Regions from separate parts of the Homo sapiens genome. Here region 2 is linked to region 1. Evidence: read pairs that join two places in POLR2A ChIA-PET (ENCODE). Cell type or tissue: GM12878. All regions are shown on one strand.

The links. Peaks named below come from ENCODE experiments on the same cell type or tissue, not always from the same donor. Only the 100,000 strongest peaks of a DNase experiment are listed, where the experiment ranks them.
Region 2: POLR2A ChIA-PET joins it to region 1 with 5 read pairs; 10 of 35 experiments call an interaction of 5 or more read pairs at or near these places.

The regions. Positions count from the first base shown.
Region 1 is chr15:72,235,924-72,239,923 of GRCh38, forward strand. No RefSeq gene overlaps it. Among named protein-coding and RNA genes, the nearest start is that of PKM, 6.7 kb to the left of the region's middle. RefSeq lists enhancers at 1,170-2,369, 1,580-1,799, cis regulatory regions at 1,182-1,302, 1,351-1,975, 2,110-2,196 and a silencer at 1,546-1,756. In GM12878, no CTCF peak of the experiment used is centred here; a DNase peak (open chromatin) is centred at 1,698; H3K4me3 peaks cover 626 bases; H3K27ac peaks cover 902 bases.
Region 2 is chr15:72,364,541-72,368,540 of GRCh38, forward strand. All of the region lies in intron 1 of HEXA (hexosaminidase subunit alpha), which reads right to left. Among named protein-coding and RNA genes, the nearest start is that of HEXA, 9.5 kb to the right of the region's middle. RefSeq lists an enhancer at 1,645-1,794. In GM12878, no CTCF peak of the experiment used is centred here; a DNase peak (open chromatin) is centred at 1,561; H3K27ac peaks cover 1,846 bases.

The DNA of each region.
Region 1 (4,000 bases):
AGATGGGGTCTCACTGTTGCCCAGACTGGTCTCAAACTCCTAGGCTCAAGTGATCTGCTTGCCTCAGCCTCCCAAAGTGCTGGGATTACAGGTGTGGGTCACTGCACCGAGCCCAGGTGAACTTTTTTGTTTTTTTGAGACACAGTCTTGCTCTGTCGCCCAGGCTGGAGTGCAATGGCGTGATCTCAGCTCACTGCAACTTCCGCCTCCCGGGTTCAAGCGATTCTCTTGCCTCAGCCTCCTAAGTAGCTGGGATTACATGCACCCGCCACCATGCCCAGCTAATTTTTGTATTGTTGGTACAGACGGGGTTTCGCCATGTTGGTCAGACTGGTCTTGAACTCCTGTCCTCAGGTGATCCACCTGCCTCGGCCTCCCAAAGTGCTGGGATTACAAGCATGAGCCACTGCCCCCAGCCTGAACTTTTTTTCTAGGTCTTCCTTCAAACTCCTACAATTTCTTCAGGCCTATGAGGGTGGCATATCAGTTTCCCCAGACAAATCCTGGAAGATAAAGTTAGACTTTGGAGTTAGGGATAAAGAGAACAGGCTGTCTGTGTGGAAAGGGCATGCTTCATGGAGGAGACATTCAAGCTAGGCATGGAAAATTGGTTAGAATAGAGATAGGTATGGCAAGGCCATGGTGTGGGGGGTGGCCATGGGGAGGGACAGTTAAACAAATACTGAGTGTTTTCTGAATGCAACTGTGTATCTAGGTTTCCCCAGGCTCCTGCAACCTCATCAGTGCTTAGAATGGAAGGGAGAAGCTTAAGGAGTCCTTGGTCACTCTGATGGAAGTATAGTCTTAGCCAAGGTGACCCTGTCAACCAATGTGACCTCCAGCAGTCTTTCTCCAGCCCAGAAATGCTGGGCTCACTGGACAAAGCCCCGTTAGAGTGATCTAATCCTATCCACCAAGCAACTCCCTTCGAGGCCCTGTGCTCTTTTTTTCCCTGTTAAGTGTAGCCAGAGCTCAGGTCCCCAAAGATGCAAGTGGCACTATAAACAGACCCTATCCCCCCAAAGTAATCTGCCTGGATATACTTTGGCACTTTCCATCCCAAGGAGAGGCAGAGACTGGAGCATCCTGACACATGGCATATGGGGATGAGATGGGGCATCAATCAAGATTTGGAAGAACAAGAAGGCATCAGTGAAGCCCTGATCAAGTGACTCCCTCCCAAGGAGCCCTCTGGCTTCAGTTCCACCAGTCTGCTTTTTCCCTGACACACTTCCACTCTCCACCTGTGTCTGCCCTTGCTCATTGGCTGCCAGCTAATCTGACCCACTTATCCCAGGAAGGACAGCTAGGACTGAGGAGACTTTGGGTCTTCTCCTAAGCAAAATAATTTTTAACTTAAAGAGTGGCATCTCTGGCTCACTGTGAGAGGAGGAGAGGTCTGATGCATTTGTGGCAAGTCCTGTGCTCCAAAGGAGCCAGTGAATCTTCAAATGAGCTGCAGCCTACCTTATTCCCACTTCTCCTGGGGTAGGAGGGCTCTACAAGGAATTACACGATCCATAGAGCTTCCTCTACACCACTCCTGAATTAGTCCCAGAAGCTGTGGCATCCCTCAGACCTCCATCTCAGAATCCATCCTGTGAGAAGCTGGTAAGAAACCCAGTAATGACTCAGCACCAGACTCTTCTCCCCTCTCCCCACCAGCCAGAATGAAAGGCAGAATCGAGCAGGCTCCTCCCCAATGGATGGCCACATCCTCACCACAAACTGAGTCATGGTCACACCCTGCCTGATGGAAAATTACCAGGAGGAGGGAAACGGAAGGTTAAACTCCAGGGGTTTGTAATTTCTCAACCTAAAAATCAGATAAATGTTTGAGGTGATGGATACCCCATTTACCCTGATGTGATTATTGTTCATTCCATGCCTGTATCAAAATAACTCAAGTAACCCATAAATATATATACCTACTATGTACCCACAAAAATAAAAAATAAAATAAAAATAGCCATCTACTCTGTACCCAGAACTAATGAAGAAAATAGTTCTTTTCCTGACCCTAGTCCTAACCAAGCATGTCTAGGTCTATGAAGTGAGACTGCTTGAGCCCAGGACTACATGAAAAGTAGGAGGCCGCTGTCAACCTGTATGTATGGTATTTGTAATAGGCTTGGCCCTGTGGAGGATGCCTTGTTGCTCACACCTGGGTTTCACAGGCTCCAGCTTCCCCACCTCCAGAAGAACCAGGCCTGGGCAGAGAAAAGGGGCAACTTTACCTCAATTCCCCCTCCAGGCTGTGGGAGGATTCCTCTCCAGAAACTCAGGGTCCCACCCAAGTTTCCCTACAATGAAGGCATTCTTGTTGTTTGTGGGGTTTTAATTATATTTGTTTTACCTCATATATGTTAAGATATTATCATTTGTGGCTTCTAAACTTCTTAGATCCAAAAAGTCCTATTGCTTTTCTGTGGCACTATGAAATGATGTATTTAACTTTATTACAATTTTATTGGCATAAAAAGATTATTATACAGATGATTTTTTTTTTAAAGTGACACCCATAAGGCTAGCTCAGCTATTTGAGTTTTTCTGGTAATATACACCATTTGTTCCTTCTCATTCCATCATTTGCTAGTACTGCTATATTGGATGTCAGTGATACAGAGAAACTATAAGAAATGCTTACGACTGAGAAAAATCTATTAACAATCTTTGAAATTGAACAGAAATGTTGTTATACCATTTGAGTAGCCACACACCAAAGTTCAGTTGCTGGAACATCAGTGAGAACAGTTGGAGACCATCTAGGATAACAGAGTGGTTAAAAGAACTCAGGTTCTGGAGTTGGTCAGATCTAGTTAGAAACAGCACTGGCTGCGCACAGTAGCTCATGCCTGTAATCCTAGCACTTTGAGAGGACTGCTTGAGGCTAGCGATTCAAGACCAGTCTGGGCAACATAGCAAGATCCCATTTCTACAAAACAATTTTTTTTAATTAGCCAGGCATGGTGGCACATGCCTGTAGTAATAGCTACTTGGGAGGCTGAGGCAAGAGGATCACTTATACTCAGGAGTTGAAAGTTACATGAGCTATGATCACGCCACTGCACTCCAGCCTGGGTGACAATGAGACCAAGTCTCAAAAAAAACCAAAAAGCAAAACTTAACATTGCCAATAACCAGCTGTGGGACCTTAGATACATTATTTAAGATCTCTGAAGAAAACCTATCTTCCAGCTTTGTTGTCAGGATTAAATGAAAAAATATTTGTAAAGTTTGAACACTTTTCAGCATAGAACCAGAACAGCAATCTGGAGTCAGGCTGCCTGTCACTAGCTGTGGAATATGTTACTTATGCTCTGTGCCTCTGCTTTCTCATCTACAAAATAGGAATAATCACGCCTACTTCATAGGCTTGTTCTGAGAATTACGAGTAAATATATGTAGAGAACTTATAATACTGGCTGGGCGCAGTGGCTCACACCTGTAATCCCACTACTTTGGGAGGCCAAGGTGGGTGGCTCATCTGAGGTCAGGAGTTCGAGACCTGCCTGACCAACATGGTGAAACCCCATCTCTACTAAAAATACAAAAAATTAGCTGGATGTAGTGGTGCATGCCTATAATCCGGCTACTCGGGAGGCTGAGGCAGGAGAATCACTTGAACTCAGGAGGCAGAGGTTGTAGTGAGCCGAGATCACACCACTGCACTCTAGCCTGGGCAAAAAGAGTGAAGCTCCATCTCAAAAAAAAAAAAAAAAAAAAGAAAAGAAAAAAGAAAATTTTTAATACCAAGCACACAGTAAGTAATCCAAAGTGTTAGCAAATTATTAAAGTGCTTAGCATAATGTCAGCACCTTCTTAGTAAAAACTAAAGAAAAGGTCAGCTATCTCTAATACTACAGAGATGGGCACAAAGTCCTCTCAGGAGGCAGGTATTTCAGTCAGAGTGGGCTCAGTGATGAGGTCATTTACTTGGTGAAGAGGTTATTTCCTAGACCTGAAACCAGAATGGGAGAAGAGGGCTTAGGAGACTTGT
Region 2 (4,000 bases), 130 kb after region 1:
TATGTATATAAGCAATTGTGAAAGATATCTGTAGGATAAATTCTTGGAGGTGGAAATGCTAGGCCACAGGTAAGAAAAGTTTTGGTTTTGATACTGCCAAATTCCTCTTCCAAGTTACTGTACTGACTTACACCCAAATCCACATATATGGGCCCATCTCTCCACATCTTTCCAACACTAGAACATCTCAATTCTTTTTCACCATTGCCAGCTGGATTTAAAAAAACACATACATTGTTTCAATTTCAATTTGTATTTCTTTTTAAGTTTTAATTTAATTTTTTTTTTTTTTTTTTTTAGAGACAGGGTCTTGCTCTGTCACCCAGGCTGGAGTGCAGTGGCACAATCATAGCTCACTGCAGCCTCAACCTCCTAGGCTCAAGTGATCCTCCTGCCTCAGCCTCCCAAACAGCTAAGACTACAAGCGTGCACCAGCATGTCAGGCTAATTTTTATTTTTATTTTTTGTAGAGACAGGGTCTCACTATGCTGCCCAGGCTGGTCTTGAACTCTTGGCCTCAAGCATTTCTTTGCATTTACTAGCCAAATTTTTTTTACTCTTTTTTTTGAGACGGAGTCTCGCTCTGTCGCCCAGGCTGGAGTGCAATGGCGCGATCTCGGCTCACCGCAAGCTCCGCCTCCCAGGTTCATGCCATTCTCCTGCCTCAGCCTCCTGAGTAGCTGGGACCACAGGCGCACGCCACCGTGCCCGGCTAATTTTTTATTATTATTATTATTTTTAGTAGAGACGATGTTTCACCATGTTAGCCAGGATGGTCTAGATCTCCTGACCTCATGATCCACCCGCCTTGGCCTCCCAAAGTGCTGGGACTACAGGCGTGAGCCACGGCACCCAGCCATTCTTTTTACTTTTTAAAGTTACTTTTCTTTTATTGACTTGTTGCAAATATCTGCCTCATTTTATCCCTTATTTTTTAACCTTATGCTTTCTTTTGCTTTAATTTTTATGTAGTCAAAGCTATGACTCTTTTCCTTTACGGTCTCTTTATTTGCTTACTTAGAAAGGCCTCCTCTACCCCTAAAATTATAATAATAGTTTCCTTCATTTCTGTCTAACACTTCAATGGTCTTTTATCTTCAGATCTTTAATCTCCCTGGAATTTACTTTTGAGTTTGATATGAGGTAAGGATTTATTTTTTTCCCAATTGGATAACCAGTCATCCTTAGGTATTTATTGACTAATACATCTTTTCACATTTGATCAGAAATACTTCTTTGATCATATATTAAATTCCCACATATATACACATGCTTGCTTGTCTCTGGAATCTATTTTCTTGGTAATCTTATTGTCAGGGAAATCCGCCATGTCATATCTCTACCATATTTTGTCACTTTGCCCAATATATAACCCCCTTTGCTCACTTCTGGTCCTGCACTTCTATTTTTATACATGTTGCTTCCTCTTCTCCACCAGACCACCTGTGTACTACATATCATTCACCTTGTAAACCCTCTGAGATCTTGTTGTGTAGTTACTTAATTACTCAGCCTCTTCTACTTCCTCCCTAACTGAAGCCTGGCTCTCCCCAGGAATACCACACACCACTTCCCCTACAACATGCTCTGAGAGGCAGCCACTTCCCACATCATAGGGTTGAGATATGGGGCTGCTTCTGGGTCATCCATTCCACCACCACCAAGTAATAAAACACCTTTCTTCTGTGGTTCATGTCATCCAGCTGTTAAATCTTCAGCTCTCCTTGTTACAACACTCTGTAGCTTCCTGATCACTTCTTTATTCACTTAATTTTTTTTTTTTTTTGAGATGGAGTCCTCCTCTGTTGCCCAGGCTGGGGTGCAGTGGCGCGATCTCAGCTCACTGCAATCTCCGCCTCCCAGGCTCAAGTGATCCTCCTACCTCAGCCTCCTAAGTAGCTGGGATTACAGGTGTGCACCACCACACCTGGCTAATTTTTCTATTTTTACAAATTAGACGGGGTTTCACCACATTAGCCAAGCTGGTCTCGAACTCCTGACCTCAAGTGATCCCACAGCCTCAGCCTCCCAAAGTGCTGGGATTACAGGTGTGAGCCACCATGCCCAACCTTATTTACTTAATACTTTGGATCCTGTTGCCCAGTATTCCTCTCCACCTCAAGGCTGGCTATTATCCTAGATGATTTTCACACCCAAGAGGAAGAACTAACCCATGTTCTGGCTTAGCAGTCATCCAACAACATCCTCCTCCTCCTCCTCAACCACCCTCCTGTGGTTGCCTTTTGGACCTTCTTCTCCTCGGAAGTGTTCAAACTCATTCTCCCAAGCTCTAGTACTACATAGCTAACTGTTTGCTTGATACCTCATAGTCAACACGTCAAAATCAAATTTACTTTTCATGATTCTCACTCTACCTCTCAACCTCTTAATTTCACTGTTTTTTTTTTGTTTTGTTTTTTGAGATGGAGTTTCACTCCTGTTGCCCAGGCTGGAGTGCAGTGGCGCACTCTCGGCTCACTGCAACCTCCACCTCCTGGATTCAAGCGATTCTGCTGCCTCAGCCTCCAGAGTAGCTGGGATTACAGGAATGCACCACTATGCCCAGCTAATTTTGTATTTTCAGTAGAGATGGGGTTTCTCCATGTTGGTCAGACTGGTCTCGAACTCTCGACCTCAGGTAATCCACCTGCCTCAGCCTCCCAAAGTGCTGGGATTACAGGTGTGAGCCACCACGACCACCAATTTAGCTCTTTTTACTCCTTCCCTTCCTCTCCTACTATTTTCCCTATCTTTGTTAATGGCAGCACGAGTGAATGAGAGCCAACATTCAAACTGCTAAGTCAGAAATCTGGGAGTCATCCTCAGCACCCTTTCCCTCCAACCTAACTCCCACTTCCAAGCAGCCACCTCCTAAATCTCTCTTCAGTCTTTCTAGTTTTCTCTGTCCTTACAGCCATCAACCCAACTTCAGCCACTACTCTCTCTTATCTAGACCACTGTTGGCAGCCTTTTAACTGGGTTTCCTGCCTCTAATCCCACTCTACAGCAAGCCCCAATGTAGCTAGAGTTTAGTCACATCACTTATCCTGTTGACTGGACTTTACTGGCCTTCTTTGACCTTAGGATAAAGCTCCATTCCTTACCAGGGCTTATTAGGCCATTTCATGACCTTTCCATCTATCACCTCTTTAGCTTCAGAACTTGCTGATCCACCCTAGAGTTGTGTACTTCAGCTAGACACCTTGAGTTCCTTGAATATGGCATGAAGGCTTCTCGCCTGTAGGCCTTTTCCACGCGCAGTTCTTTCTATGCGGAATACTATCTTCACCCCCACTAACTTCTACTTTTAGATCTCCTTCAACAGCTCTCTAGGAAAGCCTTTTCAATGTGCACTTTCTCCTTTTCCCCCCATACACTTAGGTCAGGTGTTCCTCTTCTGCACTCCCAAAGTACCTTGTGCTTCAGTTATCATAGAAAAATATCACACTCTGTCTGTATCCCCACTTCCAGAAACTGTAAATTCTTTAAGGACGGGGAAGTTCAATTTAATATTCCTTGGACCTAGTACTATTGACAATTAAAGTTACTTAATAAATACTACCTGTACTAAGAATAGATGGGAGGAAGGAAGAAATGCTACTGGAATCTGGTAACAATGGGCCAGGGATCAAAATATTCATAACCTGAGTGCTTATGAGTAACTAGATGTTAGAAGTTACTACCTATTTGAAGTAATTAACACTAAGATGTGATTAGAGCTTAATCCTGCCAGAGGCCAGTAGTTTTCCAAATTGCTAACTGGACTGACAAAGACGTGTATGAGTATATTACAAGACTGTACAGTGACAAAAGCAAAATTTATGCATGACTGGAATTTCTGCTCCATCCCTACAAGCTGTGTAACCCTGGGCATGTTACTTAGCCTCTATGTCTCCATTCTCAAAGATTGGGATAACACTGACCTCACAGAGCTGTTTATGAAGATTAAAGGGCAATAACATACATCAAGTGCCAGACAATAAATGCTAGTTTCCTTCCG